Linked DNA regions of Mus musculus: regions 1 and 2 are each linked to region 3. Evidence: chromatin loops called from intact Hi-C (ENCODE). Cell type or tissue: gastrocnemius. All regions are shown on one strand. Region 1 has its middle 4.0 kb from the start of B930059L03Rik. Region 2 overlaps Ppp2r5c (protein phosphatase 2, regulatory subunit B', gamma). Region 3 overlaps Ppp2r5c (protein phosphatase 2, regulatory subunit B', gamma).

Region 1 (8,000 bases), 130 kb before region 3:
ATCCAGTCACGTGCGCCGTGGAGGCTGCGCCTTGCGGAGATCTCCGCCCTGCCGAGATGGCAGAGACCTTCCCGGGGCCGCCCTTGTCCTGCTGCCGTGTTCTGGTGCAGCTGTGCTGAGCTGATATCCTGTTGACTTTGAACTCTTCTCCGTTTTCTGCATGCGCTTTGTCTCATTCCTACGGGGTACCTGCTGCCATCCGCTTGCTCTTTGGTTTGGATGCCGGGTAGCCGTGCTGAGTCCCAACTCTGATGCTCCTGCCTCCACCTTTCCAGTGCTGGCATGGAAGGCGTATGTCAGCACGTCCACCTTACACACACGTACCCACATTTGATTGCCTCTCCACTTGGATCTTGCTGTTCTCGCTGATCCCACATTTATCTGTACATTGCGTCCATCAGACGCAGTTTTGAGTGTCCCACACGGTGCCAGACTGAAGGTACAGCGATAAGTAGGGTAATAGGGACATTGCTTGTAGAGGGCTCACGGGCTATCCTGGGGTGACTGGTTGGAGGGATGTTTTTGCAAGCTCCCTCTTGGCTGCAGTGTGGAATGTTTGAGAAGAAGGTGTTGGGCCGGCAGGAAAAGTTAGTCCTGGGGTGAGGATGAATTCGAATTTGGAATGAGTGCCAGAACCTTTCTAGTTTCAATTTGGCCATATTTTATGGAGACCGCTCAGCAGTTAGGTCCATGTACAGTTCTTCCGGACAATCCGAGTTTAGAGTCCCACGTTAGGGACAGACTATTTATAACCCTAGCCCCAGGGGACCGAACACCCTCTTGCTTCCGTGGGCACTTGCACTCATATGTACAAATCCACATACAGAAACAAACACATTTAAAAAAATAAAATCTTAAGGAGTGAGAGCGTGTGCTGGGGTTTTCTCACTTCTCTGCTCACATTTGCATCTAGCAACACTTCAGGCAGGTGAGGATAATTCCTGGTTTCTGTTTTTCAGCATGGAAAACAGTGCGGCCGGGAGTAGCTGGCCTTACTGCTCAGACTAGGTGAATTTTGCTGATGGCTAAATTTTTGAAGCAGAATTGCAGAGTCAAAATACATGACACCCTGCAGGGTGGAACGTGTTTCTAATGCCAGCATTCAGGGGGCTGGGTAGTAGGATTTTTGGTAAGACTGTCTCAAAATGTTTTCAACACTTACCTTTTAAAACTTTCAGTTGCATTTTTAAGGGTCCTACAAATCTGCAAGCCACCAACAGTAAACTGAAGTGACCCACCCTTCCTCACCTGCTACTGGGGTTACTTTCCTGTCCTTCCAGAAGCATTGACTTGTGGCCCTGAGATCTGCATAGGATGGCGACACTGCCAGTGGGAGCCCCTGCTTACCTGCCTCTGCTGGCTTTGCATCCTCCTCGGGAATATTCCTCACACCTACACGGCATGCCTATGTCTCTTTTGGCATGTAGGTGGAGGTAGAATTTCTGTTATGGGTGTCTACTTTCAGCCAGCTCCTTGCCCTCCAGCTACGTGCAGCCAGCCAGCTGGGAAGCGGTGGAGTACCATCGCCTAAGCCAGTGGTGCTTCCTGCAGCCATAGTTCTGCAGAGCAGTGTAGTTTAATGCAGTGTATCCCGTTTGATGCCTTCTCATGGTGTAGAGAGAGCCTGTCACAGGAAACAGAAATGCAGCTACTTTCTGTAGACTCCAGGCTGTCACCTGTGGCAGGTGGCATCCCATGGAAGATGAGGCCCTTGTCACTCACCATTTAAAGAAAAACCTCTTTCCTTAGGGGGGTGGTATACTGTTGTTGGGAGGGCTGGGATCTTCCATACTCCTGAAACTGGGAGAGAATGCCATTGCTTTCATTTGTAATTCATGACCTCATCTTTTAACTAAGTTGCTCAGAAAGCTCAAATCTCCCACCATCTTTAAAGACAACAGCAAAACAAACAAACTCCCTTCTGCAGGCTGGAGAGATGGCTCAGTGGTTAAGAACAGTGACTGCTTTTCCAGAGGTCCTGAGTTTAATTCCCAGCAACCACGTGGTGTCTCACAACCATCTGTAATGGGATCTGATGCATTCTTCTGGTGTGTCTGAAGACAGCTATGGTATACTCAGAAATAATAATAAATCATATATTTTTAAAAAGCTTCCCTTCTATTTCAGTGGACCAGCTCCCCATGTCCCCGCTCAAGGCCAACCCTTGTAAGAATTGTACTGATGTTCTGAGTTTAAGTCTTGTATCCCTTCATGAAGGGAAATCAGAGCAGAAGCCTAGCGAGAAAGCCATAGAAGATACCTGCTTGGTGGGTCACTAACTTGCTTTAAAGTTTTTATTTAGGCTTTTTTTTTTTTTTTCCGGGGGGAGGTGAGGACAGGTCCTAGAACTTGTTCTGAGGACAAGGCCAGCCTCGAACTAACTCACTTTTAACCCAGAGCCACCTGGCCATGCGGTGGTCCCTTTAACCTTCAGTTCCCAATCAGGCCAACTCTTCACAGACGGATTTACAGAACAACCAATAATGACAGTTGCCCAATGTACGCTCGTTTCTCAAGTGACTCTGAGATGTACCAAGCTGACAGTTAATGATAAGTAGGTGCTAGCCAGAGGAGGAACTTGTCTCTTAGGAAGAGACTTTACACAGTTTCAACTTGAGACCACCTTACAGACCACACTGGAGTTTTGCCAATGATGTGTGGGACTAGAGTTAACCAGGATTGCTTAGTTTATACATACCTCTTGTCTTCTCTCTAAATCTCGCCTTCCAGTTAGTACTCCAAAGGTAGACTTGACGGTTCGGGAGTCAGCAGAGCTCATTTGTTTGCTTCCTAATGTGACCACATTGAATTTAATCTCGTCTGCTTTTCCCAACAAGTCTCTTTAACTATCTATCCTACTGAAAATGAGCGGGCAAGCCTAGCTTTTTAAGGCTGCTTAGGGCCCAGGTTTTGACACTGACTTCTCTGGTAACATTAGCAAACTCTACATAGACCGTTTCCTGCTAGACACACAGGCATCTCTACCACATAGACCATTTCCTGCTAAACACACAGGCATCTCTAGTAAGATGTGAAATCCCCTTTCCTTGTTCCCCTCCACACTGCTTCGCACATTCCCGTGTTGCCTGGGTCCTCACTCTTGGTTTTCAGGCACTTGCTGCTGACCTCTGTGCCACTGCAGCAGCACCTGGGTTACCCTGCTACATGGCCACACGCTCTTGGCCCTATGTCTGCGTGTGGAGTTTGTCACCTTAACTTTTTTGTTGTTGGTGGTTTTTTTTTGTTTGTTTTTTCGAGACAGGGTTTCTCTGTATAGCCCTGGCTGTCCTGGAACTCTGTAGACCAGGCTGGCCTCTGCCTCCCGAGTGTTGGGATTAAAGGCGTGCGCCACCACGCCCGGCTTCACCTTAACTTCTAAAACAGATGCACGAACAGTTGCCTTTTCCCCAGTATAATTCCACAGAGCCCACAAATCAGCTGCTCCTACATCCTAACTCAGCCACTCCCTCCACCTTCTCAATGGGAACCAGCTCAGCTCTGTTCATAGCCCTTGGGGTCAGTTTCACCCACTGTGCCAGTTTCTTTAATGTTAGTGTTCAGTTCCCTGAGGTGAGAGTCCATTCTTCATGTGGAACAGTTCCTCAACCCCCCCCCCCAACCAGTCTGTCGCAGTCCATAGTAAAACACCATGAACTGCATCATTTTAACATTCGACTTTTATGTGTATGGGTATTTTGCCTGCTCCTTCCCTTCGTGTGTGTGTGTGTGTGTGTGTGTTTTGGTGGCTGTGGAGGTCGGAAGAGAGCATCACAACTGCAGTTATTGATAGCTGTGAGCCACCATGTGGGTGCTGGGAATCAAACCCAGGTCTTCTGGAAGAACAGCCAATACTCAGTAAGCCACCACTCCAGCCCTGGAATGGGTAATTTAAAATTTGTAAAGGTTAATGATTTTGTCTGTATGAGCATAGGTGTGTGTATGTGTGTGTGGTCTGTGTTTCACATGCATGTTGGGGTCACAGGGCAATTTGCATGAGTTGGTTTCTCTCCAGCCACAGTGTAGGATGTAGGTAGGGACTGAAGTCAGGTCATCAGCCCTGTTCACAAGCACTTCTGCCCATTCAGGTGCCTGTTTCCTTCTGGGCTAGGACAGCGCTGTCTGGGGCTGTGCCCTTCAGCCCTCCTCAGTAGCCATTCAGTCTCATTTCTAGAGGTTTCCACATTCTCAGATGGGCTGCAAAGCTGACCACAGGCTCTGGATTCTTTGCCTGGGGCTGTATAGTGAGAAGAGCTTCAGGTCAAGACAGTGTGCATACGGCCAATGAGACCGGTGGTGCACTACTCTGTCACTCGTGGACCAAGTTCACAGACCTCCCTGCACTCTGTTCCTCTTGTGAGCTGCTGGGAGACAGGTTAACTTTTCCCCAAAGGGGACTGGCTTTTGTCTCCAGCTCTCAAAGGTAGCAGCTATGCCATGGTTATCCTGCCTAATTAAGAATGCTTTTTGTTCTTTTGGGGACCAGGGCCATGATGGGTATACCATGCTGATAATATGGTCTGGGTGGTGGTGGTGGGATGGCGGCGGTTTAGTGTCAGCTCTGCTCCTGGAAGGGATGGATACTAAGACCAGACTATATGTAACTAACCGTGAAGACACAAATGAGCTTCCCAGGGGTACAGTCCTCCAGGTGAGCCTCCGCACACTCCTGCCCGTGCTGAAGGCCAGAGGTGAGCAGAAGGCAGCTGACACCCAAGCCAAGCCCATTTCCTCAGCCTGGGCATCTGCCTGTTGATTGTACCATGGCTCTTCAGCTGCTGCCCTAAACCCTAATACAGATAATATTCGATTGCCTCAGCTTGCTAAGGCGTTCTAGGAGTATCTTATGCCTAAGGGTGCATGGGGACTTCCAGAACCTATGAGTCTTTTAAGCCAGACTTCCACAGCTCTGGGTTGCAGATAAGGTTGCTCGTGAGAACAGGCTCACTGCAGTTGGCCAGTGTGTTCCTCTAGCAGCGGGGCTGTGGTGATGGGCTTATACAGTAGGCCTTTGTCTTACAGTTCTCTAGCACATGTATTCACCATGGAGTCGCCTGGGATCTGATGGCGCTGAAGTCAGGAAGAACATGTACTGTTTGTTGCCTGGTGTGGTGGCACACACTTTTAATCTCAGCACTTGGGAGGCAGAAGCAGGCAGATACCTGTGTTCGAGGCCAGCCAAGGGTACACAGTAAATCCTTGACTAACTTTCTCCACCCCCGCCTCCCAACACTTATTGTACAAGCTAGTCCTTGCTTCAGCTCAGCAGCAACAGCAGCACATGGCTTCGGAGTGACTTTGTGGGCTGTGTGGTATCAACATTTTGATTTTCAGGAGGCTTGGGTCTCAGTCTTATTTCCTGCTTAGAAGATGGACAGTCTTCTCTGGCAATGTTCCCTGGGCAGTGCTCAGTGGAGTCACCTTACAGGCTTTTAAATGTTCTCATTCCAATCATGCCTTAACGGGAGTCCAATTATCCTTGTTGGAGTGGAAGCTTTGGCTCAAATCTCCCAAACAAGGTTGGAAATTAGGGCTCCTGAAGGTAATTATATCAGCATATCTGAGCAGGGGGCTCAGAACTGGTCCTACTGGCTTCCAGATGCCTCTGAAGTTATCATTAGTTTAAGGGCTACATCTTCCTACAAGATACATCCTGGAGAGAGAGATGAAGCCGACTTAGTCATGTCAAGACTGGGAATTCGCTCTCACAGCGTGGCAATGGTTCTCAACCTCTGGGGGTTGAATGACAGGGGTTGCCTAAGACCATTGAAAAACACAACAGTAGCAAAATTACAGTTATGAAGTAGCAACAAAAATAATTTTATGGTTGGGGGTCACTGTATTAAAGGGTCACAGCATTGGGAAGGCTGAGAACCACTGATGTATGAGTGGAAGGTCCCCTGGTCCTCTGCCTGGCTCCTGGGGTTCCTTGTGCCTTTACATTGTTTTTTTCCTTTTCCCTCATCACATTGTCTGAAGGAGCAGCAGAAAAGTTTGTTCCCACCTGCTTTCATCACAGAATTGAAAAGATGGGTCAGGACCCATCTAATAACTGGTCTGTTAGATATCAGTTTCTAAAATTACACATTGGAAAGCTCTAGCTCAACCCAGCTTGTATTTGGTGTGTTTCCCACAAGCACAACACAGGCTGATTTGGCCTTGAACTGGATATGACCAGGAAGACATTAGGGAGAGAAAAAGCTGTATTCTAAGTTTCTTTTATTTTGAGACAGAGTCTCACATAGCCCAGTCTGGTCTTGAACTTCTGACCCTCCTTGCCCCTGCCTCCCACATGCCAGAGTTCCAAGTGCAGGCCACAATGCCCAACAAATTCCAGTTTCCCACTTACCACCACTCACAAGGTTCTTCAGAGAACGTGCTAACCTGGGGGGCTAAGGCAAGAGGACTGCTGCATGTCTGAAGCCAGTCTGGGCTATGTAGTGAGTTCAGAACAGCCTAAGCCACAGAGCAAGACCCTGTCTCAAAATCAAACCACAATAAAATCCCTAAAAACATAATGCTGTTGTTTGCAAAAAGCCATGAAGGAGACAGTGGGCTGAGGCAGGGAAGGGTATGTAGCTTCCCTGGTGTAGGCCAACCTCTCTCTCTCCTTACAATGCGTCCTTCTTAAGCCAAACCTCAAAACACCCCCCCACCCCCCTTGCAAAGAAGCCAATGTTAACTGAAGGGTGAATTTCAGCTTTCTGGTAGTGGAACCCATTTCTCTCCCAACGAATCATCTCTAACAAACATTTAACTGGGAGTGGAATTTCTGGTGATTTTTATGTTTCATGTTAGTATTAGCAACACAAAGTCAATGAGAACAGGGGCTAATGTGTTGGTTTTCCAAGACTTTGCATAAGTTTACACAGCAACAATATCCCTGAAGCACTGTGAGAGGCAAGAACGGACATCTGGCCCAGTGTGGTGGCGCACGCCTTTAATCCCAGCACTCGGGAGGCAGAGGCAGGCGGATTTCTGAGTTCGAGGCCAGCCTGGTCTACAGAGTTAGTTCCAGGACAGCCAGGGCTACATAGAGAAACCCTGTCTTGAAAAAAAAACAAAAACAAAAACAGACGTCTGAGGTGCTGATTCCATGCCGTCCTGTGCCCACACCTCTCCTGGATGCTGAGGCCTCACTGAGAGTTCGCTGAGAGGTCCTGCCCACCCTACCCTCTGCCCGGAGTGTTCATACACCAGCTCACGATTTAGTGGGCGCTTCCACAGCTCACCATCTTTGTGGCACCTGGACTTTGAAGGTGGTGTCGAGGACTCTTGGCCACCACCCCTGACTTGGTGACTCCAGCTCTCAGGGATGGAGACACAGAGCTTCTGTGTGGCTCTGGTGGCTATCAGTCACAGCCCACCTCTGGCCAAGAATCCCTGTGCTGTGGGCTGTTACCAAATGTGCTGATTTTCTCCAGTTTCAAGAGGGGAGGCCGAGGAATCTCAGGGAGTTTCCACCCAGCCTGAGGAAGCAGTACTCCTAGTCACTACCCCAGACCTGATGTCTTCTAACCAGTGAGGTAGATGCTTGTGGTAGGGGTCTTTTCCTCAAACACTTGTAACCAACGAGCCTCAGAGCCAAGGCCCTCAGGAAGCTCCAAGGCCTCCACTGCACAGCTCGCACCAGAAGGGCCGGACATGCAGAGACATGTGATAGGGCCAGGGTCACTGACCCAGAGGATACCCTGGCTGCAGAAACATGGACCAAGCACAGCCACAGCGAGGATCCTCTCACTTTCTTTTCCACAGGCTTCCAGAACAATGCTGTGAGGAGAGTGAAGGGCCAGCAAGGCTCTCAGCTCTCCTCCCAGCATGCCTGTCTGCCCTGCTCTCTTAGTTGGCCATCAAGGTAGAACTCGGTTCAGTTTCTCACCTCTGGATTTGTGTCCACACTGCCTTGTCGGAAAGCAAGTGCTGCCCACCAAAAGCTGCTTCTGCCCTTTCCTTTTCTCTCTTTCCGAGACAGGGTTTCTCTGCGCAGCCCTGGCTGCTGTCCT
Region 2 (8,000 bases), 100 kb before region 3:
CAGGACGCCAAGACACCCTAGGGCACTGGTTCTCAACCTGTGGGTCACGACCCCCACAGGGGTCACACATCAGATCTCCTGCATATCAGATATTTACATTACAATTCATAGCAGTAACAAAGTTACAGTTATGAAGTAGCAATGAAAAAGTTTAAGGTTTGGGGTCACCACAACCACAGGAACTATGCAAAAACAGCTGCAGCATCAGGAAGGCTGAGAACTGCTGCTCTAGAGGAAAATGACGTCCCCACTGCCAAGCATGAGACACGTGAGACGGAAACGGTGAGAATCATCCCCACGCCTTTTCTCTCATTAGCAGTCTAGTTTTGCTGGGCAGTGGTGGCGCACACCTTTAATCCCAGCACTTTGGAGGCAGAGGCAGGCGGATTTCTGAGTTCAAGGCTAGCCTGGTCTACAGAGTGAGCTCCAGGACAGCCAGGGCTACACAGAGAAACCCTGTCTCGAAAAACAAACAAAAAGCCAAAACCAAAACAAAACAGTCTAGTTTTATATACTTTAATGTGATCCATCCCCTCTGATGGAAGAGCAGTGGAGTGCTCTAGAGTGGAAGCAGCCAGTGTAGACACTGCTAGCAACCTTCAGACGAATGCATACTGCACCTCTCAAGGTAACTGACTGCTTGTCACACACAGTTTACAACTTTGTTAAAACACATCAAAAGCATGTTGTCAATCTCACAGATGTAAGCCCGCATGCACTGAAGGTGTTGGACCTGAGCGGGGTTCCCGATGCCCCCCCTGTGTGATCACCCAGAGCCCAAGGATGAGTCCTGGAGAGTGCTTGGTCAGGAGGAAGCACATGGCAGCCCAAGCTTCCACTGAGCGCAGTGCTACCTTGTCTGAGGCCCAGGGAGTCAGATTATAAATTCACAGTGCTTCCCTACTCTGTGGCTACTGCACGTTACTCTCTTTGCCTAAGTCAGAAAGCTACAAGGAGTGCCTGCTGGGCAACTTAGGAAGATGCTCCTCTATGCTTTCAAAATATCTTACCAAACTACACCCGCACAAGATACTTGACTTGGCTCAACAAAGATGAACTACAGTTTTAGAGTTTAGCCATTATTTTCTAAAAAGTGCAATGAGCACCAGCAGGCCTATCTTCATAAGGGCACATGTGTGCATACACCTGTGCTTACACACCCCTGCTCACACACCTGTGCTTACACACCCCTGCTCACACACCTGTGTTCACACCCCTGCTTACACACCTGTGCTCACAAACCTGTGCACACACCTGCAAACATACATCTGTTCACACACCTGCCTGCTCACACACCTGTGCACACACACCTGTGCACGCACCTGTGCACAGGAGTCACTTGTTTCTCTGAAGCAGTGTGAGGCCTTGTCTGTGAGGCGAGATGGAAAGATGAAACGTGAAGAGACAGGAGAAAGGAAACCCTCGTTTTGGGACTTAGCTTGAGTTTCCCATTGGTTGAAGATTTAAGAAACCTGAACAGAACTTACAAAGCCAAGGCTGTCTATAGAGAACACTCCTTTGCCTAAAGACTTCAAACATGGAAGCTAACAACAGACTATGCCTACTTGAAGTCTGGAGGTTTGAGGTCTGGATTTGAGGGATCAGCACTCTTCTTTAATACAATGAACTTCATAAAGCCTACCTTAGGATTTCACTTGTAAAGGAAATTCTTTTTTTTTTCTTTTCTATCACACCTACTTATTTCCTGTGTGTTTATGTGTGTGGCGTCAGAAGGAGCTGGCAGAGACTGGGTGTCTCCTTTCACCGCATGGGCCCCAGGAACTGAACCCATGTTGTCAGTCTTAGCATCGAAACCTTTATCCACTGAGCTACCTTGATGACCCACAGAAAGAAATTCAAGATAAAGAAAAAAAAATATTATACAAAATATTTGGTTTCTTGAGACAGGGTTTCTCTGTGTAACCCTTGCTGTCCTGGAACTCACTATGTAGGTTGGCTGGCTGGTTTCAAAATCAAGAAATCTGCCTGCCTCTGTTGGCTTCCTGAATGCTGGAATTGAAATATGTGCCACCTCCCCCACCTAAACTTTTACAATCTTTAAACACTGTTATAAGTTATATCCTTTGAACAATGTAATTAGGACAGAATCTAAATCAATCTCTCTCTCTCTCTCTCTCTCTCTCTCTCTCTCTCTCTCTCTCTCTCTCGTGTGTGTGTGTGTGTGTGTGTGTGTACTGTATAGAGAGGCAAGTGCAATTCTCCTGGGAAGTTGGAACCCTTGCCTTGGTTGGTGTCTTAGGGTTTATTGCTATGAAGAGATACCATGACCACTGCAACTCCTATACAGGAGAACATTTCCTTGGGGTGGAATTACAGTCTCAGAGGCAAGAAGCACGGCAGCACATGCAGACATGGTGCTGGAGAAGGAGCTTAGAGTTCTACAACCTGATCCAAGGCTGCAGCAGGAGACTGCCCTGTTAGGTTTATTAGCCTGAGTATCTGACACTTCAAAGCCCATCTCCACAGTGACATTTCCTCCAATAAGGCCACACCTCCTAACAGTGCCACTCCCTATGAGCCAAGCATTCAAACACATGAATTTATAGGTGTATTTCTCTTAAAGCAACTGAAGTTGTGACTGACTTTTCTCTCTCAACACCCGCAATTAACTATAAAGCATAAATGTCCATTTCTCTCAGTTTGAGAAACTTACTGTCTTTTTTTTTTTTTTTTTTCTCTGTATAGTCCTGGAACTCACTTTGTAGACCAGGCTGGCTCCGAACTCAGAAATCCGCCTACCTCTGCCTCCCAAGTGCTGAAATTAAAGGCATGCGCCACCATGCCCGGCTGAAACTTACTGTCTTTGTGTCACTGACTCATCCTGAAATGCCTTTTCACAGTATTACTAATGGACTCTGTGCGTGTGTGGGTGCGTGCATATAGTCCCAGGCTGCTGGCAGCACCTCCCTCTCCACCACAGATGACAGTGGTGACAGGGTGTAGAGCTAGCATCTCTGCTCCCATTTTGGGACCAAAACTGTTGAGGAGTGTGTGCTGCCCTTTAGAGCTGTTTGTCACTCACTTGTCACTTCCAGTTATTACAAAGGTGAAGGCAGGGCGGGTATCTGAGAAATAGTCATATACAATAATTCTGCTTTGGTGCTCTGGGTATTTAGGTTCCTGGACATTTTTTTTTCTATTACCTATCTATTATAAAACTTCAAATTTCATTTTACAAGTCCTCCTAATTTTAGAATCTAACAAAAATCTACAACTATCTTGAGCTGGGCGTGGTGTTGTATGTCTTTGATCCTAGACCTTAGGAGGAAGAGTTAGGCAGATCTCTGTGAGTTTGAGGCCTGTCTAGTCTACATATGGGGTGCTAGGCTAGGCAAGGCTGGTAAGACTTTCACAAACACACTCTTTAAAGTCTTAAGAGAACACATTTCTAAAGTCTACCACTTAATGATTTCCCTCCGACTATTAAGTCAACCAGGCATTTCTTGAGTATCTACTTTGAATCAGAACCATGGTTAATATGGAAGACAGGAATTACTCTTGACCCACACTGGCCCTCCAGCGGTCAGTGGGTTTTTAAAGTCATGTAGGGGCTGCACAGCCAATATGGACTGCCTTGATGGGAAAGCCAGTTTCTGAACCAGGTTCACACTGGACTCTTTCTGATCTTTGAGCTACTGTGAGCAGCACCCAGTTTTCCGGTCTGCGTGTGAGAAGGGCAGGACTCTGCCAAAGGTGTGCATGCCTGCGTGTGCTAATGCCAGACAACACCAGCGCCAGGCTCCAGGCTCAGCGCATGCTCCCTGAACGGGGAAGAGGGGAAACACATCAGTGACCCTGCCCTGAGTCCTGGCGAGCCTGTCCTGGTGTACCTAGGGGCAAAGCCGTGACTGCCAAGACACGTGGGTCATCCCATTAGCAGAGGGAGACAGGCGGATGAAAGGAGACACAGTTGTGTAAAATCTCCCATGAGCCTCTAGCCTGGCAACAAAGAAAACAGTATCTATGCCTAGTGTGCCCAGGAAACTTTGGAGTCCGTGAAAAATATCAATTACAGGGTCAGCAAATGCTCTTTACAGATGGCAGCCTTTTAAGCGGAACACAGTGATGGGCAATTTCCACTGTCAGTTTGATTGGATTAAGAGTCGCCTAAGGCATTAATGAGACACACCCAAGGGTTCATCCTCTGAGCCTCTGCTGAGAGGATTAACTAAAGGGAAGGCCTGCCCTGTGTTGGTGGCATCAGCCCAGGAGGTGGAGTCCTGGATGAAGCAATGATTAAGAACGGAGAAAGGCAGCTGGAGTCCTTCGTCCCTCGGTCCTGATCTGTCTGAAGTCTAAGCGCCTAAGCTACGTGGTCCTGCAGCTGTCAGCTCTGCTGCCCTCTCAAGCCTCAAGCTGGACTCAGTCTTCCTGATAAGTCCTTTATTGGTGGGAATCTGATTGCAGTAACTGCCACGACTTGTATTTAAAGCAATCCACATGGCAACCTGGAGCCCTGGGGTGGCATGTGAGGTTCCTGTGTGCGGAGTACACATACTCCTTTCCAGTCCACACCTCCATCTTAAGTCTTCAGAGCTGGCAGCAGAGGTGCACACCTTTAGTCCCAGCACTTGGGAAGCAGAGACCAGAAATCTCTGAGTTTGAGATCAACCTTGTCTACAGAGAGAGTTCCAGGACAGCTAGGTCTACACAGAGAAACCCTGTCTCAAAAACCAAACCAACCAACCAACCAAAACATAAAACGAATTGCTTACTTCTAAGTCAGACACAGTGGCCTTTGCATTTTTATAAAATGTAAATTTCAAAGGAAGAAATGTACCAGGTGAGAGTCCAAATGCTTTGAGTATATTGAAAATCAGCTCTGCTTTCTGCAGCTGGACAGTGATATCATATTATCATCTGTCAGCAGATGTCATCTGTCAACAGGAGCTACAAACAACAGCTCGGGGTGGACACACCACACTGGGTGTGTGGGACTTCTGGCTTGTTTGTGCACAGCCCTGCCTGCGACTGGCATCCTATGTTTACGGGACAGCGGCATTCTGTCTTGTCTCCCGCAGTTAAGCTCACCCCTTACCGACCTGCCTATCTGTCATTACACTGCATCAGTGGGGCAGAAACCTTTACAAGTGTCACCTGAGTTCATGCTCTGCTCACACAGATGAGGAAAGAGAGTCAATCCGGGCTAAGCAGGCCCGGGGTCAGGCTGGGACAGGGCCCAGATGGTAGAGATGCTTCGGGTGGGAGGATCCCGCCTGAGGCGAGCGAACAGGGACTAAGGCACACAAGCGCTGAGCGGTGAGTTCTTCAGTCATCAGCATAGGAAAAGCACACACAAAGAAAACCCGAGGGAGAAAACTCAGTGTAGCTTTCTCCCACGCCTCTCTTTCTTGACTTCTGAATGTAAAAGGGGTGGTGGGAGCGGGTGGGATTTCTTTTCTTTGTGAGGTGTGGGGAGAAACCTGTGTGACCATGCCAGTGCGCTCTTGCATGGGAATGCCTGCCGAGGTGGGAGAGGGTGTCTGATGCCCTGGAGCTGCAGCTACCGCCCGCTGTGAGTCACCACCTGGGTGCCGGGAACCTCTAAAGGGCAACAAGTGCTCTTTGTCACCAGTGTTGCTCTAGCCAGCTCTTCCTCTTCCCAGGCAGACCTCACACTCACAGTCACCTGTCCACCTCAGCCTCCTGAGCCACTGAGTGTGGCGTGAACTGTATGCCAGGACCGCATGAGCTGCATGGGCTACGGACTGCAGCCCAGGCTCCTTTAGAAGTGGATTCAGCTGCTTACACTGCCTCACCTTAGTCAGGAATGACGTTGCCAACCATGCCTATATTTAGTGACTGATTTGTGTGTGTGTGTGTGTGTGTGGAGGTGCAAGGAATTTTTAAAAATTTAATAAAGATAAAACACACACACACACAGACACACACATTAGAAATCTAAACCAAAAGGCAGTAGTCTAGTCTCCATTTGCTGTTCAGTGATTGTAAAACAACACTAACTTAGATTAACCTTCCAGAGCATCTCCACTCTCCTCTAGAGTGCAAGGGATTTCTACTCTTGCTGCAACCCTGTGCCCGAGTCAGAGCACTTGCTGCCCAGTGTGGAGGGCTCAACGGGGCCAGGCTGGTGGCCACAGCTGCTCAGGGGCCATGTTCCAAGGACTGTGGGACAGTGTGAGACAAGGTGGCAAGCTTATTATACATAACCTTCACTGCGGCGAAGGAACTCGTCATCAGACCACCACAGCTGAGCTGAGCCTCCAACCCAGGAGTGGGACGAGCTTCCGACAGTGTTGCCACTGAAGGTGACAGGGCCGACTGAGAGGCAATGTGGCGAAATACAGGGACACAGTGAGGGTCACAGTCCAGATCGAGCACTTACTGGTTCAGTGAGGGTGCTGTCCTTCTCTAAAAACTGCACGACACAGTACGCCAGCTGAAAGGGAGGGGAGAGAGTGTCAGATGTCATCAGCATGGAAGCTCCCTTCTAGAATGACCCTCAACCACCCTCCCCTGCGAAACTGCCTGCTGTGGCTGAGCGACAGTTTCAGGGAGATACCTTTGGGACGGATGCTCACTGGATAATTCTTCCCCGATCTCTTTGTGACAGATTTTATAGTTGTGTGTGTGTGTGTGTGTGTGTGTGTCTTTAGAAGATGAGAATAGACAAGTAATGTAATACCTGGAAAGTTGTAGTGCAGAGTCCTACCAGAAATCTCTGCACTCTCTTTATTTGCCCTTTGAGATAACATTTATATGTAGCCCAAAGTTCCTGCCAGCCTCCTGCCTCAGTCTCAGGGCGCTGAGATTAGATGTCCCCCACGCCAAGCTCCTTTATGAATTATTACTGCTCAAGATGGATATGATACAAGACAAGCAGACCTGTTACCTGGCAATGCCAGACAGAAAATGTGCGAACAGGAGGACAGTGCATCGGGTCAGAATGGACTCTTGTTTAATTTTTAAACGAGGTCCTGTTACATACAGTGCACGCGGGCCTCAAACTCATGATTTTCTGCCTCGGACTCCTGAGTGCTGGGATTACAGTTATGAGCTCTACGTCTCGATACAAATCTTTGTTGGGGATGGAAGCTGAGACCTTGCACATGACAAGCAAGTACTGCCTGTCCTATGATGCCCACAGCCCTTCCATGCGCTTTCTTAAAAAATAATCTTTACTTTATGTGCACTGGTGCTTTGCCTGCATGTAAGTCCGTGATGGCGTCACATCCTGGAGTTGCAGACAGCTATGAGCTGCTATTTGGGTGTTGGGAATTGAACCTGGGTCCTTAGGAAAAGCAGTCAGTGCTCCTAACTGGTAAGCCATGGCTCCAGCCCCCGTCCCCCATGTGCTCTGTGTGTGTGTGTGTGTGAGTGTGGAAATAAAGTATTTTGTTACTATTTTGTTATTTTGTTTACGTGTGTGGGTAACTTTGTGCACAACTAGAAAGGGCTTCACTGGAGCAGGGGTTACAGACGGCCTTGTGGGTGCTGGGAAATGAACCTGGGTCCTCTGCAAGTGCAGTCAGTGCTGAGCCAACTCTCCAGCTCCCTGCCCATGTGTTCTTAATGCATAATGGCTCCCTGGTCTGTGCCCAGCCGTGCAGGGGATTGTGGGCTGCAACTGAGGGTGGCCACCTCCTCGAGCCCCAGCATAGCTAAGTTCTGTCTCTGGGAGAGCAGATCCAATGCAAGCAGACAGAAATGAGTCAGAGGCTGCAACTGACTAAGGTGGCAGCGTGACTACACCCTGAGACTTGCAGTTGGCTCTACAAGGTGTCAGAGCACGCCATTGGCTGTGGCCATCGGCTTTTGTCTCTAAGGCAGTAGGTTTAGATCACCACTGTTAGAAGCCTCCTTTCAAAGCTGGCTCCCCAAGTTTCTGTACAATCTACATTCCAGAGATTGCCCTGAATTTTCTTTTTTGTGTGCATAAATGTGTGTGGTCATAAATGTCCACATGTATGAATACCCGTGGAGCTGAGAAGCTGACACTGGGGTTTTCCTTGATGCTT
Region 3 (8,000 bases):
ACTCACAAACACACGCACAGTGTCCCAGCAATGTCAGCAGTTTGTTTTCCAAGACCCAAGCTATTTTTTCATGTCTGTTAACATCTTTTAAGATACAATTTTAATCAAAATAGTGTGATCTGACTGACATAGTGGTAGGTCAGACAGAACTAATGAGCGAGACTACCCCACAGACAAATACAGGCAGACAACGGACAGAGTTGGGACAGACACATAGGAAAGTATATAAAAACTAATTCAAGATGTACCAAAGACCTAAGATACAACAGTAAAAACCATAAAACTCTTAGAAGCACCAAAAACAAATCTCACTGCCTTGGATTTGACAGCAAGTTGCTAACTACAATGAAAACAACAAAACCTGAAAAATAAAAATATACTTTTTATACATAAAAAGCATTATAAAAAGTAAAATACAACTGATAAAGACAAAATACTTGTGGATTACATATCTGATGACAATCTATCAGTAGCCAAAATACAAAAACTTCTCCCGGTAACTCAACAAGAGGAAGGCTACAGGCACTCAGAAAGGTGCTCCACCGGACTAGCCAACAGCCTCAGCATAGGCAGTCGGTTCAAACAAATGGAAGATAGCAATACCTGACAACTGTGTGTGTGTGTGTGTGTGTGTGTGTGTGGTGTGTGTGTGTGTTTCGAGTTGGGGAAGAGCTAGAATTCCTCAGTAGGTGAACTGAATAACCATCAGGTGACCCAGCAATCCCACCCTGATTCTTCTCTCTGGCCGCTGTCCTGGATTGGAGACCACGGCAGGTGTGCTTTGGTCTAATTGCTCATCCGCCTAAGAGACCCCAGGGTTTCCCTTAGCCTCCTTCTTGTTTTTAAAAGATTTATTTGTTTTATGTATATGAGTACACTATTGCTCTCTTCAGACACACTAGAAGAGGGCATCAGACCCCATTACAGATGGTTGTGAGCCACCATGTGGTTGCTGGGAATTGAACTCAGGACCTCTGGGAGAGCAGTCGGTGCTCTTGCGTTTGAGGTACTAATCGCAAACACAGTGTTGCTCATCAAACTCAAAGCAAGATAGATGACTTTCCTCTTGAGAGTTCCGAGTGCAGACTCCGGCCTCATCACTCGCATCCCTGGGGAACCTCAGGCAGCTGCAGGGCGATCTAAGGTATCCTGAGGCACAGGGCAGCGACCTTTCTGACCTTCTCAGGGCCCGAGCACTCGGACTCTGGGTCCTTCCAGGGGAAGCTCTTGAGAGGAGGGAAAGTAGAACTATCTACCAGGTGCCATGAGGAGCTGGGGCGACAAGCCACCCAGGCAGGCCCCTGCTGACTTGTGTTATTACCACAGTGGGTATGGGCCACTCTCCAAGTCTTCCCAACAGTTACTGGGCATGGTGGCAGAGGCTACCCCAGAGAAGCAATAGATATCAAGAAAGGGTGAGGACTTTCTAACAGGCGATGCCTCCTCCAAAGTCCAAATGTCTCTTCTGTTCCCCACACCTCCTGTACAGCAGGCATCCTCCTCCTGAACATGGAGTGAGAGAATTCTGGGCAACAGAGACATGGGTGCTTGTTAGTCTCGGTGCTTCAGAATTATTCATTCAACCAGCAAAATAAGCAACTGGCTTGGTGACAGAGCCTCACTCCTAAGCGTCTTACCATATAAGGGATTACTACACGGAACAAACAGCATGTTTCCTTCATTCAAACTCTGCAGCTCTGAGAATTCACGAGGACATGTGAGATGCCTACTGTGCCAGAGAGCAGGGCCAAGCCACTGGGATCACAAGGGGTTCACGATGGTGAACGGAGGCAAACACAAAGGATGCTCCTTGCCGTGAGCTAACCAGGGCTGGTTTCAGATGGGGGTCCAAGCCTGTTGATAACCAACCACCTCACCACTTTCTCTGAGTGGCCAGCTGCATGGATGCACCCTGGACCAGGGCCAGAAAGCCAAATCCCTGGGCCACACTGCCCTGCTTCCACCTACTCCATGAGAGGCAGTTCTGTGAGAAGGTGGTACCTGTTTGCTGGCCATTGTCTAAGGCTGCTCTCTCCTACAATAGCACAGTCAGCAGCTGGGACAAACCATACAAATATTTTAGGCCCAAAAGGCCTAGGACAGTTATATCTAGCCCTTCACAGAAAGCTCATTTTTCTAGGGCAACACTTCCTGCTGAGAGGTAGAAACAGAGAGGAAGGAGGGTTTTCTGATCATTGACCATGGATTTGAGCAAACCTGCCAGCCTGTTTCCCAGTGGTAGGAAAGGACTCACAGAGCTGTGACCTTTGGTAGCAAGAATACTGGGGGTCATGTGCCATAGGCGTCTCTGGGCAGAGTTCTCCACAGATGAATCTTCAAAGGGGAAGCTCAGAGGAGGGGATGTGACTTGGCTCCAGGGACCCACAGAGGTGGGGTACCATGCTATGAATAGCCACCTTCTCCTACTCTGCAAACCCACTCACCCACCAGTTATCTGCCCTCATTCGCCGGCTCCAAACACCCCAACACCTGCCTATCACCCCTTTGGGAAGAGAGAGTTCCATCTGAATGTCAAATCCTTGGCAAGACTGTCCCTGAACACTGAAAGCAGGCTGTGTGTGCAGTGAGAATAGATTCCCGTACTATTTAATAAAATAGTTAGACCCAGGGTCTAATGCACAGTAGGCACTCACATGCTTCACACTGACAACACCCCAGCCTTCATACTGTATTTTAACCATGGATGTTTTCACCTATAAAAATGTAGACATACAAGACACTGTCTGCAAGAGCGACTATGACACCATGTGCCTTCTCTTGGGTTTCTCAAGGTTCCCTCACCTAAGAAAATGGAGTCTCCTCACGTGTAGAACTTGGGGAGGCCTGTCATGGACCAAGAGGTAAACATAGTGCCTTCACACCTTACCAAGATACTCTCTCTTGTGTCTTCTTTTCTCTAAGTTTAGCTATTCTCTTGCCTATTTGTTTCTTCTTTTTGTTTAAATTTTTAATCTGAACTTTGATAATTTGTATTGTTAAAGAGAGCTAGTGGGGCTAAACTACAATCCGTTCGCTCATGTTAGAAATGGTTGTGTAAAATACTGTCTGGCTACTTGTCAGCTCTCCCTCACGGGACTCTCTCAGACACTATATACACTCCACATCTGGTAGGTCTGAGCCACACGGGGCTACTGCGCACTTGAAATGCGGCTAACCCAAGGAACTTGACTTTAATTCTCATGACTTTAGGTTGAAATGAAATCACTTGATGTGGCCAACTTCTGAGCTCCTCCCTGGACAAAGCTAACATTTGTGGCCACACCAACGCCTGTAGGCTGTACAGTGTGGGGAACTCATCTATCAATGTCACATTTCTCAACAAGAAAACCACACACACACAAAGATAAAGGGCAGCTCTGTGCACCCTCAGTGAAGGCTTTTAGCCTCTCCCTGGAGTTTAAATTCTAGGCTTGTTCTCTGACTCCCCCAGGTGGAGAAACACGGATGCTGCGGCCTGGGAAGCAGCAAAACTACTAAGTACTGCTCCCAGCCAGGGGAAAGTAGAGGAGCAGAGACAGTGCTGCTCAGCCGGGACCAGGGTACACCCACCATCTGGGAAACACGGCAGGCTCTTCCCATCACTGAAGCTTTCAGGGCAGTTGTCTTGTGCCTCAAGAAGACATCCTGTGAGCCATGCCAGTGGCTGGGCAGTTAGCTGATGACCATGATGACCAGGGATGTCCTTTACAAGGGCAGGGAAACTTCTGCTCTGTCCTGTGGCTGTCCACAAGCCTGTGCTCCCCCTGCAGCTACCTGTGCCTCCATGTTTAGGTTACCTCTCCCATCTCTTTCCCTGCCTGTCCCACAGACCTGGTCCTGTCCGCTTAGGCGCTAAAAGCGTTGGCGCCCTGACCCAAAGCAGCATCTGGCTCTTTCTAGGAGATGGGCCCTACCTAGGCCCTCCATTCAACACCGACTAAGGGGAACTGGCAAGAAACTCCCAAGCACACAGACTGTCCAGAGGCAACGGGAGCATACAGCACACCTCAGTCAATGCTTACGTTCTAAGCAGGTCAGGACTGCATTAACCTTCTTATCCCCACAATCCTCAGCACCATGCTCACAGGGGCCAAAAGGGCCAAAGATGCCCAGGCCAGAAACCCATCAATCCATCCATCCACCCACCTATCATCTATCTGTTTATCACCATGAAGTGCACTGCCTTGAAAAATACAGCAAAAATATCTTCTTCCAAGACGCAGTGTTCAAATGAACGTAATTAGGAAGGAGAAACACACTTCAGTGGAAAGCCCACTCTGAAATGCTTTAAATAGAACCAGACTGAATAGATAGATACATTTACCACTGATCTTCTCTAGCAAGGTCTGTGAAACAGTTATTCTTTTGCCAACTAAGAATTTTCTAATGCTTAGAACTTTCCCAAAACAGCAGAGGAAGTCCTGTCCCAGGTGTGGGCACATGCCTACAATCTCAACATTTGAGTAGCTAAGGTCTGAGGCTAGCCTGGGCTACATGGTAATAAGACCCTGACTCAGATATAAACAAAAAGAAAAGTCCTAACTGCCGTATCATCTGAGCTAGTATGACGTCACTTACTTAAAATCAATAATATTGAATGAAAGCTCTGCCCTGAAATTCCTTTCGGGATTAAAAAAATCATAAAACAAATAATAATTAAAGGTTATTTATAACTTACAATAATAGAACAGTAAGCAGGCTGACCTGAAGCTCTCCCTTTTCTGGCACTATTTATCAAGTGCGGAGGACTGACCACAAGGCCTTTGCACTGCACTCCCTAGGTACACGTTCCACGGCTGGGCAAAATTCCCAACCTTCTAAGCACTTTTTAAATCCACTGACCACTGTATTTCTCCACTGTAGGGCCCAACTAACACATGGAGATTGCAAAGAAGCACGGATCTTGTTAAATAGCTGGCCCCAAAGGACTCATCTAGTAAGGCAAGCGAGCCACAGGCCCAAAGCACTGTGCCGTGGATATGTGATGGCAAATTATTTCCCACGTTTATATTAGACAAAAGAAATATGGCTTAAGGAAGGAAAGCCTTCCCTGAACTGGACAGACGGCTCTGAGTTAAGAGCACCTGCCATGCTTGTAGAGGACCTTGGTTTTAGTCCTAGCACCCACACGGCAGCTCACAACCACCTGGAACTCCAGTTTGGGCCACCCTCTTCTGGTCTCTGTGGGCACTAGGCACACACAGTACACACAAACACTCACGCACATAAACAAATATAAATTGTTAAAAAATAAATCTTAAATTTCAGATAGATGAGCCTGAGCTGGTGCTCCAGGAAGCCAAACTGTCTTCACAGCAACTTGGATGGGATTTCATGAGTTCACTTCAGTCTCACGCCGGGAAGATTTGTGTGAGCGATACATGTGCTACCAAAATGGACTGACTGTAGAGCCAAGCAGCTAAAGATGTCCAAAAAACCTAAAGCAATGCCCCCCTTTTCCTCAAAAAAAACTATCTATCTATCTATCTATCTATCTACTTATGTGAGTACACTGTAGCTGTCCCTGGACACACCAGAAGAGAGCATGGGATCCCATTACAGATGGTTGTGAGCCACCATGTGGTTGCAGGGAATTGAACTCAGGACCTCTGGAAGAGCAGTCAGTGCTCTTAACCGCTGAGCCATCTCTCCAGCTCCCTAACAATACCCCTCTTTTCAGGGAATTTTCTTTAAAAAAAAATATTTTCACACAAATGCTATTTTTGTTAATATGTAATGAGTATTACTGCTATTATTAGCTGAATTGATGAATACTTGAATTTTTTGTTTTAATTTCTAATATGAAAAATATGGGTAAGAGAGCTGTAACCACCTACATAAAATCTGTTTGGGTTCTCAATGCCTTTGAGGCATGTAAAGGGCCCTTCCCTTTTGTCTGAGCACTGCTGTTCAACATGGAAGCATACCGGGGGACGGCAGACGCACTCTGGAGGCAAACGTGCACACTCTGTAGAGCGTCTTTTCAGTGCAGGGCTCAGCAGGGGTGAGTCTGTCCTCTGGAGACACTCAGCAATGCCTACTACTGGCATTTAGTAGGTAAGGTCAAGGATAAACGCAGCTGGGAACAGCCTCTCACAAAGCCCCTGCCTCCATACCAGCGTGGGCACCAGGTCTCCCACCCATCAGCTTACACGTGGATGAGGAGTCGGAGGTGGAGGAAAAGCAGCTTATGGAAGACCCAGGTGCTTCTGAGGCCTGAAGGCAGCCAATCCAGAGTAGCCATTTCCCAACAACTCCCAAGCTCTCCCATCTGAGGCTGCACCATCTTTCTATGCACCTGAGCATTGGGCACCGACCTCAGGTCTGAAAAGAGCCAGCCAATGGATGGAGGCTTTGGCCCTTCCACAGAGGATGTCAGGTAAGTGACCATGTGGCTCCTTCCAAACTACTCCCACAGCCACCTTCCAACTTATTCAAGAAAGATGTCTGCTCCACAGACAGTGAACAGAAAGCCCCGAAATAATTTTGAAAGATATTTTCATAAAATTTTTACCTATGTTCCCACGTAATGGCTGTTATTAGATTAATAACGTCTATAAATTTTAGTTTAACTTACAGAAAAACATTATTTGGCTCCCAGCGTAACGTGACCCCTGGCAAGCCTCCGCCTTACTGTCCCTTCCTCCGAGGGCTGTGGCAGTGCAAAGGGACAGGAGATTCATAAAGGTAAACAGGGTCGACGTAAGAGACCGAGTCTGAGCGAAGGCTGCTCCAGCTTCCTTCCAAGCACTGCATGTTACATAAGAGATGCTGAAAAGACTTTCAAACAAAACTCAGCCCAGCATGCAAAACGCACAGACGGAAAACGAGACTCAAACCACCTTTAATGTGTCCAAAACAAATCACTTTGTAAAAATCATCAACACATTTAAAAAAAAAAATCTCAACTTTGGACAAAGTGCACAGATTTTAAAAACACGACAAGACAATACAGCAACACCATCCAATGGCCTGACCCTGCCAAATGAAGGTCTAGATCTCAGTGTAATTTAGGATTTGGAGTATTCATAAAATGTGCCTAGTCATGTTCCTCCGTATCCAAGTGATAATTTGTTCTCTCCGTCCATCTCCACGTTTTCTAACTTCAAGTAGCCCGTGGGTCAGCTGTGGCCTGTCAGTTAAAGACAAGCAAACCTGTACTAAACAAACTGTACCTGGCACGGGACAGAAATCTGTATTTTCAGGACACACAGGAATATGCAACAAGTCAAAGTTTAACATACTCATGGACAGAGAAGAAAAGGAAAGAGAAATGTGCGAATGCCCAGCAGCAGTAACAACCTTTAGCAGGACCCATAACTACGCTACTGGATCTACGCTGTTGTGCATCTTACAGGGAAAAACTTCTTAGGCAAAGCAGGGCCCAATCTATCCCGCACAGTAAAAATGGGCCCCCAACATCTTTAGCTCACTAAAGTGTCTCAAGAGATGAGGAAACACGTTTCCCAAGGCGAGCGCGTGCATCACTCCTGACAGGCCTGAATCCCCGTTTGCTCTCACTCCCAGCCTGGAGGACCTTCCTGGGTCTCATGCTGTCTTCCACTCCAGTACTTTTCCCTCCTATCTAAAAAGCCACGGGCTAGCCAAAAAGTGTTCTTCGAGGTAAACCACTTGAGGCCTGTCTCTCGTGAGGCCAGCCGAATGTCCAGCGTAAGGACTTTCCATGGCCCGGAGGGAGAGCGGTGTGCTAAGTCAACCACAGGCTAACTTCTCGACTCTCACTGGGATCACTTCTCAAGCCTTTCCGCAGCTCACCCATGGCTGCAACACCAGCCCTGTTTACCTCCCCAGGCTGTAAAACTGGAGTGTGGAAACTGTCTAGGCTCTGAGCCTTCACGGGACAGTGTGGACCACCGCTGCTCGCGTGACATTAGAAGGGCTCCAAGAGCAACCATGAATACCAAACCCATTTACACTCTTCAGGCTAAAATATTCAAAGTCGGAGTAATAGGAGGAGAGGAGCGAGTACAGTCAAGACT

The links. A loop is a pair of places that touch in the nucleus more often than their neighbours do. Peaks named below come from ENCODE experiments on the same cell type or tissue, not always from the same donor. Only the 100,000 strongest peaks of a DNase experiment are listed, where the experiment ranks them.
Region 1: it touches region 3 in a loop (2.7-fold over the local background); 20 of 42 quality-filtered maps call a loop at or near these places.
Region 2: a loop joins it to region 3, with 4 times the contacts of the local background. A loop is called at or near these places in 21 of 42 quality-filtered maps.

The regions. Positions count from the first base shown.
Region 1 is chr12:110,583,374-110,591,373 of GRCm38, reverse strand. No RefSeq gene overlaps it. Among named protein-coding and RNA genes, the nearest start is that of B930059L03Rik, 4.0 kb to the left of the region's middle. In gastrocnemius, no CTCF peak of the experiment used is centred here; a DNase peak (open chromatin) is centred at 8; H3K4me3 peaks cover 1,404 bases; H3K27ac peaks cover 1,162 bases.
Region 2 is chr12:110,553,264-110,561,263 of GRCm38, reverse strand. It overlaps Ppp2r5c (protein phosphatase 2, regulatory subunit B', gamma), which reads right to left. Exons shown (of 16, transcript NM_001373949.1): 10 at 6,368-6,421. Among named protein-coding and RNA genes, the nearest start is that of B930059L03Rik, 34 kb to the left of the region's middle. In gastrocnemius, a CTCF peak has its summit at 4,251; no DNase peak of the experiment used is centred here; H3K27ac peaks cover 1,787 bases.
Region 3 is chr12:110,449,825-110,457,824 of GRCm38, reverse strand. The region is part of intron 2 of Ppp2r5c (protein phosphatase 2, regulatory subunit B', gamma); the gene reads right to left. Among named protein-coding and RNA genes, the nearest start is that of Ppp2r5c, 6.6 kb to the right of the region's middle. In gastrocnemius, no CTCF peak of the experiment used is centred here; a DNase peak (open chromatin) is centred at 3,452; H3K27ac peaks cover 328 bases.